Linked DNA regions of Homo sapiens: region 1 is linked to region 2. Evidence: chromatin contacts called from ENCODE Hi-C or POLR2A ChIA-PET data. All regions are on one chromosome and are shown on one strand. The core of a region is the stretch at or near the end of the contact, and the rest is flanking DNA. Distances in the headings are between cores, read along the strand shown. Region 1 overlaps CCN2-AS1 (CCN2 antisense RNA 1). Region 2 overlaps CCN2-AS1 (CCN2 antisense RNA 1).

What was found. Hi-C counts contacts between places; a loop is a spot of excess contacts on that map. ChIA-PET counts read pairs that join two places held with the same protein, here RNA polymerase II (POLR2A).
Region 1: a loop to region 2 is called in a map of Calu3, with 2.1 times the contacts of the local background. The contact joins two enhancer-like sites. A Hi-C loop is called at or near these places in 4 of 168 maps with a recorded cell type or tissue (Calu3, IMR-90, aorta and 1 more). POLR2A ChIA-PET finds 5 or more read pairs at or near these places in 3 of 52 experiments (B cell, HEK293 and activated naive CD4-positive, alpha-beta T cell).

Annotation. Positions count from the first base shown.
Region 1 is chr6:132,059,709-132,065,471 of GRCh38, reverse strand. All of the region lies in intron 2 of CCN2-AS1 (CCN2 antisense RNA 1), which reads right to left. Among named protein-coding and RNA genes, the nearest start is that of MIR548AJ1, 53 kb to the left of the region's middle. Within about 2 kb of position 1,556, at least 3 of the 41 ENCODE cell types and tissues checked have a DNase peak (open chromatin) inside an H3K27ac peak, as active enhancers do.
Region 2 is chr6:132,017,258-132,022,832 of GRCh38, reverse strand. The region is part of intron 2 of CCN2-AS1 (CCN2 antisense RNA 1); the gene reads right to left. Among named protein-coding and RNA genes, the nearest start is that of CCN2, 69 kb to the right of the region's middle. Within about 2 kb of position 2,597, at least 13 of the 41 ENCODE cell types and tissues checked have a DNase peak (open chromatin) inside an H3K27ac peak, as active enhancers do.

The DNA.
Region 1 (5,763 bases), core at 307-2,806, 44 kb before region 2:
AATACTTCAGGAAATGAAAAAATGACAAGGGCAAAAATTGTTGAATCCCAACTCAGTAAGATCTAAAATCTTTAAAATGAGTTTGCAAAACTTTTGTGCAACACATGGAAGAATCTATTTCAGAAGACTTCTAGAACAATTAAGAAGGACGGTCAGGAAAAGATTACCTATTGGAGCAACTTTTTAATACCAGTAAATTTAGTTTGCCTTAGTAGCAGATGCCTTCACGACCTTATACGAATTGTGATATTTAAGTGAATGAACATACACACCATTTTTATTGCTGTTCCTACAAACTTCTACTTTGTTTTAAGTTCTCAGTCTTACCATCCGTAGTTTTATACACCACAGTCCTTTTCACAAGCGTGCCACAGCCACACAGGTTTAGGGAAGATTACTTATTTCCAGACAGGTCTATATCCCAGCCCCACCTAATCACTCCACTCAGCAAATACCTGGACTGTCTACGTGAAGTCTAGACGGGCTTCCAAGGGGCAGCTGAGAAAATGCAAAATTGCTCTCAGTTAGCATGCTGCAACTAAACCCACCATCTTCCTCCCTGGCTTATGAAAAAAATGCCCTTTCTCCAACTGTATACCATTCCTCACTCTTAAAATATTTTGTTTTTTGTTAAGTAGGAGAAGAAATACAACCTATTCTTAATAATTAAATGTGAGTATTGTGCTATTACATTTTCCAGGCAGATCTACAAACATTCCACCCTTTCATTTTTCTGAACAACACTATTAAGTTAGATATTATTCTTATTTTATAAGTGAGCCTTCCATCCCGCAGCTAGAGTTGAGGTTAGGGTCGGGCCTTCAGATTCAGTGCCTTTTCCATTATGTTCTTCCGCTCTCCCTTATTGAAATGTTTGTTGCTCTGTACATATTTTGCTATATAAGTTTTAATTACAACATCTGAATAGTAGGAAGGCACTCTGTTTCTTTTTTTACAGCACATAGCATAGTTTTAACTAATATTTCTAAATAAAATGTGTATTTGCCAAAATCAGTGACATATTTCTTTTAGATAAGAAATATTTCTATAGATTAGCCAGTGAAATTCATTAACAAGTTTTCAAGCAAAGGAAGCAAAAAAGAAAGTGGACCTTTTCAGTGCTATCCAGAGGCAAGGACATAGTCTGTCTTAACTCTTTTGATCTTCATGGCAACACCATGAGTGAGTTATTATATTTTATACATGAGAAACCTGAGTTTCAAAGAAGTGTCTTACCCAATTCACGAAATACGTGGCGGAAATGGGATTTAAACTTAAGTCTCTCTGACTCCAAAGCTCATAGCCTTCCCACTAAGCCATCATACCTTTCTACAGGGTGGCCTCTCTGGTAAACTCTACGAGAAGGAAATTTACTTTGCACAAAAAATTCAGTCTAAGCCTATCCTGATTAAAAGGTCGTGGTCTGTCCCTGTTCAGACAGTAAATTCCAGACAAAGTGCATGTGCACTGAGCACTAACTGTGTGTTTCATCCTGGAGATTCTCTGCAATAACAAGAGTTCCTTTGGGGAAAGTTCAGTTCTTTAGCCACCCTGGCACAGTCTGGGATGACTCAGGTCAGACTACAAAGGCTCCAAACAATCCCTTCTAAACAAGATCTTAAGAATGTCAATGACTAAGGTACAATTGTTCTCAGATGACCTTGGGTGGGGGCCATGATCACTCACAGTATGAAAAATTAAGTGATATGAGATGGGGAAAGTTAAGGTGAGGAGTTTTACTGCTTTCAGGATCCAAAAAGAAATTTTTAAAATGTGCCAACAGACTACAGCATAACCTGATAAATAGCAATCCTCTCTCAAATCTTACTTTTTCCTCTTTTGTTGAAGAAAATGGAAGATAAGACTTGAGTGAAGTTACCCTCTAAAGCCCTACAGGAAGTGTTTATTTTGTCTTATGTATAAAACCATAACTAGTATCCAAAAGAACTTGATGTCCCTGTTAAGAATGAAAAAGACCACGGTAAACAGCTGGCGGGAGCTGATAGCATGTCGCACCATGTGCATTCTTTACCAGCCCCTTGAATTGCTCATTTCAAAAAGGAGAAAACATTTCCTGCCTCAGTGCATAACAGGGAAAGGCGAATGGTCTGGAATGACCTCACAAGATTTAAGCAGTTTGCCAAAGAACTTAAACAGAATTTGCTCAAAGCTTCGATCAACTGAACATTTGCCATACTATTTCAAAAATGTCTGCATTCACAAGAAAGAAATGTCTGCATTCAGAAGAAAGAAAAATCCTCACCATGAGACATATTCTCAGTAAGAAATCATTACAACCACTGAAAATGTTTTCATTGTTAATATGTACAAGTGATAATATCAGAATTTTTGGTGTTTCTTCAATTTCCCTTACTCCTATCCAACTATAACTTTGTGAAAGCAAAGACTATAATTTACTAATGTATGGGTTCTTTGTAGAATTTAACATATTTATGCATTTACTCCCTCAACAAACAATTGTGCTTAACATTGTACAAACACTGGAGATACAAAGACATTTGATGTATAGATCAAATGTTTCTTGAGCATTTGCTGTGTTTCTGGCACTGAGCTAGAAAATGGGCTTATAACTGTGAACTAGACAGTCAACTGTCCTATCTTCATGGAGCTATCAGTCCAGTTCAGTGGGTCATAATCCTGGCTGTGAATCAGAATCACCAGGGAGCTTTTTAAATAGACCGCTGACCGTGCCTGACCTAACACCAATTAAATCAAAGTCAAGACATGATTACAATATACTATGATAAACGTAATGATTGAGAAAAATAAAGAGATATTTTGAGAGCACATAGAAAGTACATACAACCCAGATTCAGGGCTAAGTAGAATGTTTTAAATAATGATTTATCAGTTAGCCTAGGAAATAAAGGGAAGTAAGGGAGATGGAAGCGTTCTGGACAAAAGGTGTATGAGATTCAAAGGCAGAGAGGCCCATTTCTGGGGTAGTACAGTGATGTCACTGCTTCTGATGTCATATAGCATGCAAGGAGAGAAAGACCACCAAAGAGACAGGATAAGTATGTAGGGGCCAGAGCAAGAAAACCCCAGATTCTCATACTGAGGAGGAGGTATTTATTCCTGAAATAATTAAAGCTTTGGAGGAAATTTAAACAAGAAATGTATGTGATACGACCCATTATTTTACTTTCTTTACCCTCAGGCCACGGACACGTATATTTTGCAGATCTAGAAGCAATAATACAGTAATCCCAAATTGAATCATCTCTTAATCCCTGAAGAAAATCAATCATTTGATCCGCTAAAGCGATCTGTCATTATTCCACTTAAATTCATGCCCGGCTTTTTCTGTTTCCCTTCCAGCAAAATCAATCATTTGTCTTGCTCCTAAGACTTTCTCAAGCCCAATCCCTGAGTGATGCTGGGGACACTTAACACCCTTGTTCCCAGGAAGAGGAGAAAGCACTGGGGTATGGAAAGCATAATTTGAGCTTTGTGCACAGTCCTCCAGTGGAAAGGGAAACTAAGTATCCCAAAGTTGTTTTTAAAGCATTTTGTCAGCTTGCTTACCTGATAAGGCAAGAAAGTGGATCATTTATTTTCCTGGGAAATTATGGTAATTTAAACTTTTTCTTCAGAGTGTCCTATAATTGCCTTCTGGGTTTCATGAAGCCCAAAACATGTTTTTGTTATTTATATCCCCTTATTTTTCCCCACTATTCATAAAGCAGTGAAAAACAGTTCTTACAAATAAGGGAAAATTCAAGTACAGTACCTGCTTGTGTGACTCAATATTTTAATTTGATTTAAAAATCAATAATTTATTTTAACTAAATGACAGACATTTTATTCCTATGTACAAAGAACTCAGAAATTCCACCCTACCTCCCACATCCCGTTTGGTCACAAGAGAGATAATGGCTGCATTGACAAGAACTATTTCCAGTTCCTGTCAAGGGTCATTTCAGAAAGAAAGCTCAAGCAAAAGCCTCACACTATTATTTTTATTTTAGAACATTTAAAAATAAATAACCAGTTATTGGTCTCAAGGGTCTTCCTGTTTCTGCAAATGAAAACCTTGGGAGAAAGTAGTTTTATGCTGGTGAAGCATCAGGTTGGTCAGATTAAAAGGGACCAAAGAGAACAGCCCAAACCCAAATCCTATTCCTCTGGAGCTACAAGTGAGATGCTGGGTTTTTTTCCCATTCGGTTTTCCTAGTGGCCTTATGGGGTCAATCATATGAGATGAATACTCACATGAGACAAATTTAGGTTTTAATTTCCTTTTAAGAGGAGCCAGACAACAGCATGCCACATCTTTTGACATCAGTACTAATAGCAGATACGAGTTGATGCCTTACTCTGTTCTAGGCACCATGCCACATGTTTTACATACCTCTTTTTATTTAGCTTATACAATAAACCCATCCCAAGACCCTTATGTACATCCCACTGATAGGAAAAGAGACACAGCCAATAAATGGCACAAAAGAGATTAGAATCCGTTTTTTAGACACAAAATTGAAAGCTCACAACCACTATGTATTTGTTTCTCTGTCATTAAACTGATTTTCCATGCAAATCATTGTCGTTCAGTATTCATATGATGCATATGTGACAAAGGCCCCAAGTAATGAACTGCTGCTCTCTGACTCATTACATACACATTTATGGTCTTTAGCTATGTATCACAAAGCTGCGGAACAGTATTTACATCTTCAGTGAGGCTCCAGCAGTTAACCATGAGCCAGCTGCAGGTCACCTGGCCTTACAAAACAATTCAAAGTTATATGCTCGTGTAGCTCTTTCCAGCCAGGAAATGGAAATAGAGTATTATTGATGGTATATTTGTTTTAGATTTGTTAGCCCTGAGATAGATTAATTGTCTGCTGAAATATTTATTCTTTTCTTCCTTGATAGTATCATTCCTGCTACTCTTGATACAGTCAGCATATTACCACTGAAAATTACTTTTTGTTCTCTTAATTCTACCTTCTGCTATTCTAACCCAGTGGTTAAAAATAAAAAAAAAAAAGTAAAAAACAAAACTGTCATTTTTTCATTCTATTGTTCATTCTGACATTTCTAGTTCAAGTCAATGTTGGCAATCATTCTTAATAGCCTCAATAATAACCCTTATTCAAGGATTTGAGAAAACAATGTGTGGAATCAGAGGAGCAATGTGTGGTATAGGGGGAGCAGTCTGTATTTTAGAGTAAGACTGGTTTAAACACTGGTGCCTATGCTTAACCTCTACAGTCCATGAGATTCTTATTTGTAAAACTTGAAAATTACTGCTTACTATGAAGAGTTGTTAAAAGGATTAAATATAAGGTATCTGAGGGCCAATAATTTTACATGTTTAAAATAAATGACACTTTATAAATGACAATACTTACAGTCCTATCCTTAAAGGCTGTTTTAAAACTATTTTCTTTTAAGAAATAGATTTTAAAAATTAAACAATGTCAAATACATTAGTGTCCAGTACAATAATAAAATCCTTTTAAGCAGGAACCTTAAGTGATAGCTTTATCTCTGCCATATTCATCTAGTCCAGTCCTGATAAACATCACAAGGAATAAGTGGGTAGGGTATAGAGTTTTAAAAATATAATTAAGAGCCTCCTTTTATGAAAATGTTTCTGTGACTATGAATTCCATGAAGATACTTTTTAAAACTTCATTTTTTTCTTACATCATTTCTGACTATTGTGTGTAAAATCTTTTACATCATCGTCATGAGAGTGCCAGCAAATGTTCATGAACATCACAGCGGGCTCGA
Region 2 (5,575 bases), core at 1,348-3,847:
TGTTAGGGTCAGCAATACCTCCTTGAGAACTCTTGTTCAAGTGACATTTTACCATTCCAGTGATAGCGTTAAGGGAATATCACACAGAAAAAGCAATCCCAAGAATGCCACAGATTCCAAGAGAATTGGAGTGCCTGCCTATTTACCACCTGACAATCACAGCCTGGAAGCCCAGAGCCTGTCCCTTTGGTCATGCCTTGGACCTAATTTAATCTCCTATGTCCTTGAAATTAACCCATGAAAAGGGCATTATGCTCACAATGCGCAGAGCAGATCTGAATTAAATTTCTTTGAGACCTAAAGCGGAAAACTCTGAACCCCTTCTCCTTTCCCCACTCTCACTCTTTCCCCTTTCTAAATTGCCAGAATAATGACAAAAACTGCTTTTCTCGGTATTATTTCATGTTGTCCCCCTGCCCTCCCCACATCCCCCCAATCTAAAACACTAGGGTCTCTGGCCTCAAGGGTGCTAGTCTGTCACCTTAGAAACTGTTTCCTTACAAGGCCATGGAATGGCAGAGGGCATGCCTTCGCTGCATACTTTGGCAACCATGAATTGCTGAGTGCTGCTCTCATGAATGGGAGTCTTTCACTGCCATCTGGACATGCTCACAGGTATAAACATTTTTTTTTTCATGAAGAGGTCCAGAGAATACACATTGCATCAGTAGGCCTCCTGAATGACAAACAAAGCCATCTCATATGTTGGGACAGCTATAATCACATCAGAGTTGATATAACATAGGTCTGTCTCTAATGGCATTGCTTCCAGACAAGGTCAAATTAAATGTTCAATTTAGACATTCTTCAGCTTTGTCAGGCAAGCAATGTGAATTAGAAAGAGGTATGGAGAGGGAGGTAGAAAGAGGCTGTCACTATGATATGGAAGACCACTGAGTTTTGCCCAAGTATAAATATGCTACCTTAAAGAGTCAAGAAGAGACCATTCACGCCTCACTAGCAATTCTCTAGGTGGAAGACCAAAAGAAAGGATTCTTTCCCTTGGCTTGGCAAAATAAGACTGGGACTTACTTCATTCAAAGGCATTTTTATGGTCTTCATAAACAAACATTACAGATGAAATTCTTAACATATTTATAAGAACATAGACTTTGTACTTGTTTGGGGGTGGCAGAGGGGAGAATGTGACAAGGGCTCTATTATGTTTTCCTGTAAACAAAGTTGCCATGAACTTGGAATTCGATCATATCCAGCTTTAAATTTTATTCTTCAATGTGTCTACTGTTTTGCTTGGACGTATTACTGCCCTTTGGCATAAAACTTTTAAATAATTTACTAAAATTTTTTTAGTAATTTTTCTACTCTTACAGATATAAGTAGTTGACATCTCTGTCAATTTTTTTCAGGTATGAGGTCTTTTACATGTCTCTAGTTCATTCATACACACATAGGGACAGAAGCAAAATATAGAATTCCTGCCATACTCAGCTATATAACAACAACAGAATTCTCCCCATGAACTAAGACTTTTCATTGAAAGAGATGAAGGAGAGAAATCTTAGGCAAACAACAACAACAACAACAAAACAGATAATAAGCCAGGCACAGTGGCTCATGCCTGTAAACCCAGCACTTTGGAAGGCAGAGGCAGGCAGATCACAAGGTCAAGAGATCAAGACCATGCTGGCCAATATGGTGAAATTCCATCTCTACTAAAAATACAAAAATCAGCTGGGTGTGGTGGTGCACACCTGTAGTCTCAGCTACTTGGGAGGCTGAGGCAGGAGAATCACTTGAACCTGGGAGGCGGAGGTTGCAGTGAGCCGAGATTGCGTCACTGCACTACAGCCTGGCGACAAAGTGAGACTCTGTCTCAAAAACAACAACTACAACAACAACAACAAAAACAGATACTAATATTCCTAATATGACAAAAAGGGCAACATGAAAGAGCCAAGAACTGTGGGCAGGGAACAAGTAGGTGTCAGTTTTCAGAATTTTGCCATTTGTGAAAAAGATGAGTCTTCTAAAAATCTTTACAGACTGACGAAAGGAGCAGGGAGATGGCCAGGTAAATTTTTACAAAAATTATATCACACCTAATATTTCTGCCACAACCACTGATGAATCTGGTCTGGTCTCAAACATGACTTGGAATGGACCTGGGAAGTTTGTAACAATATACCCCCTTGTCATAATAAGAAGTGGTATTTTTTCCTTGCTTGATGATAAAGCTTTCCAGTTCAGTAAAAATCTTTGTTGACCAGATATAAAAATGTTCCTTTCCAGCTGTTAAATTGACCCTGGGCTTTTTCCTCTCCCTCCCTCCTCTGCCTTTTGCCTTTAAAAGTTCAGGATGTCTCAAACAGCAACTGTTACATTCTGTCTAGCAAGCCTGGATTGTGGACAGTGATCTAACCTCCTGGAAAAAACATGGAGTTCACCCAAAAACTGAGAGAGACATTTCTCGCCCCAGCCGCCAGCTCATAGGTTTCAAAGCTCTGGGACAGACCTCATGAACATCTTGGGGCTTTAACGTGTAAGCTGGCAGCGCCAACTCAAACACAGAAAGCACTTCAGCAGGTATAAACAGCAGCCACACACCAGGCCAGGCTCAGAGGAAGGCGGGTGGGGGAAACCAGTCAGCAGCCCTTGCCTGCATCACTCTCCCTCAGCCTTCTGTGTCTGAGGACACACGGAGAAAAATTGGACACACCCCCTTTGGATGACAAATTAAGAGAATCAGAAGTCTCAGACTAAATGATTAAATGAATATAAAAATACCTTTCCTCTTGAAAAGCAAGAGATCTTGCTAGTGTGTACACACACACACACACACACACACACACAGAGAAGCATCTTTGCAGCAGTAACTCACCTATAATCATTTTGAATTGCTTGAAAGCAGCAAAATTAGCCTTTCACAGGAAATGTAGAAAATAAAGACACTTCTTTCTCCTTTGGGGACTTTGCTCCTTTTCTTCTCATATTCTCAGTGTTTGCCCTTTCCTCCGGGCCTACCACACTGTTTTAAGCATGCTTGGCTTTCCATATATTGATATTTATTGCTGGCCTCAGTTTTCAATGCTGACACTGGCACTAAATCTCAGTGCTTCTAGATCAATGTGTCTCATTGTACATTTAGAGAACAAAAGAGAATGTCCCCACCACTGAGGGAGCAGGCCATGAAGCTTATAGGATATAAATTGACTGGACTTACCTGGGAGCACTCCCTCTGCCCTCTGAGATTTTAAAGCAAGACAATTAACCATTACAGGTGCTATTCATTTTCATACAAACCATTTTCTAACAAGAAGGAAGTACATTCCCTTCCCCAAGAGAGTTTGTTGACTAATATAGCTTCTTAGAATATTTATTTTTAAGCTTATATTTCTTTATACTTTTACCCTATTTTGTATTTAGTTGAAGTTCACTTAATAAACTTTTAAAAATAACTTTCAAATTGTTTTTCATTCATTTACTCAACTAGCATTTATTGAGTGCCCACTAAATGCACTACGTTGCTCTTACAGATATAAGTAATTTACATCCCTATCGTCAATAAACACAGCCCCTAATTGGAAAAACGGTCTTTGAAATTATACATTATAAAGTTTGCCATACAAAACCCCTAAATCACTTGAATATTATATTCTCTAATCACCACTAAAATATTTATGGAAGCACATACTGCACTCTGAACTCTTCCCTTAATTTTATGGAGGTACAAGTCACAGAAAGCATGCTCCCTGCTACAAAAGGACTCACAATCTATCCGATTAAGGCATATTTCACCTGTTTCCTGCTTTATACGTTAAAACTAAGACATATATGAAATGAACATCTCTTTAAAAGCCACAGACTCACAATATCATAGACTGTTATACCTAATAACAATTGACAGGGTAGGCATATAGATATATGCCAGCCAAATTCTTAATGATAGAGTGAGATCTCTCCAAATCCATGAAAAACTATGCAGAACAATTCAAAATCATTTTAGTCATAAGCTCTGACTGGAGCTAAGTAGAAGAAATGTGTCCAATTGGTGGTGATTGACTTCTGCTTTTCTAAGTTATGAAAATCCAAAGATGTATAAAGCACTTCATAATGAGTTCATCTGTTTCTATTTTAAATCTTTTTATTAATTTAGTAGAAACTTGACTCTTACATCACTAAGAAGCCATACTTCGAAATAAAGTGATCTTTATATTGGTTTTGAACACTTCTGAATGACTTCTCAAATCTAGATGAAGCTATTTGGCCCTTAAAATAAAAATACTTAGTGTAATGAGATTGTTTCCCTATTCATGGATATATGGAGCTAATTAACTTTATAAAACTATGGAAGAAAGATTTTTTTTCTTTTTGATTTATCTGTAAGTTGAGAAAATTTCAAGCTTAATGGAATCACCCATTTGCTATATCATTGATTTAGTTATATTGTGGATCCAGCTTTAAAAATTCCCTAAGTGTCATTTTAGCAAAATTAAATGCACCATATGAACTACATTTTGCTAACAGATCCTGTGCTCTCAACTAAGAGCAAGAAGATAGGAAGAGTACAACGGTTTCTTGCTATTTTTACTTGACTTTCTGTTGCTTAAGTCCTCTGGGATCTCAGAGGGCAATCTAGATTTATTGAGTCTATACCGCAGCAGACATTTTAGAGCCCATGACACATATCATCTCTTGCATGTGTTATTATCTTCCTATTTCAGACGCAGAAAGAGATTCAAAGAGGTTATGTATCATTCTCAATGTCAAACTGCTAGTTAGGTGATAGAGCCAGGATTCCAACCTGGTTATTCCAAGATCTGATGTCTTTCCAACACATTGTGTTCAGTTCTTTATTCCAGACTTTGATATATCCACATGTCATGTTTGTACTAAAACATACATAATTTGTACCTTTGTGTAGTATAATAAGAATTCTTAATTGGCCATCAACAGAAAAACACCACATTAAAAATGAAATATTAAAGTCAATCTCATTAACAGGAAAAAGACAGGGACGTATATTATCAAAACTGCTATTCAACATTATTCAGGAGATTGTGGATAAAACAAAAAGTAATAAAAGAAGAACACATATACATACATACTGGAAAGAAAAGATAAGTTGTACATTCATATGTACACATGATTATACATCAAGGAAATTCATAAGAATCAAAAAATTTATTTTAGAAAGTTATTAATGTTTAAAATAAATATGTGTAACTATCACCATTTGTCTTTTTATATCAGCAATAATTAGTTATTTGAGCCACTAACTGGAAAATTCCCATTCATGTCATTAAAAACAATTTAAATGGTCTATAAATAAGTGTAGCATGAATGGGGTAAAACTAATATGAAAAAACAAGAACTATAAGACATTAATGACTTATACACAAAAAGACATGAATAAATGGAGATAATCATGTTCTGCATGTGTATATCATGGTAAAACTCCTCACTATCATAATGATGTAAATTACCTCAAAATTAGTGTATAAATTGAATGCATCCCCAATAAGATTATAGATGATACTTGACAGATTCTCAACTTCATGTAAAAATGAAATATGTAAGAAAAGTAGAGATTTAAAAACAATTTTTTTAAATCCAT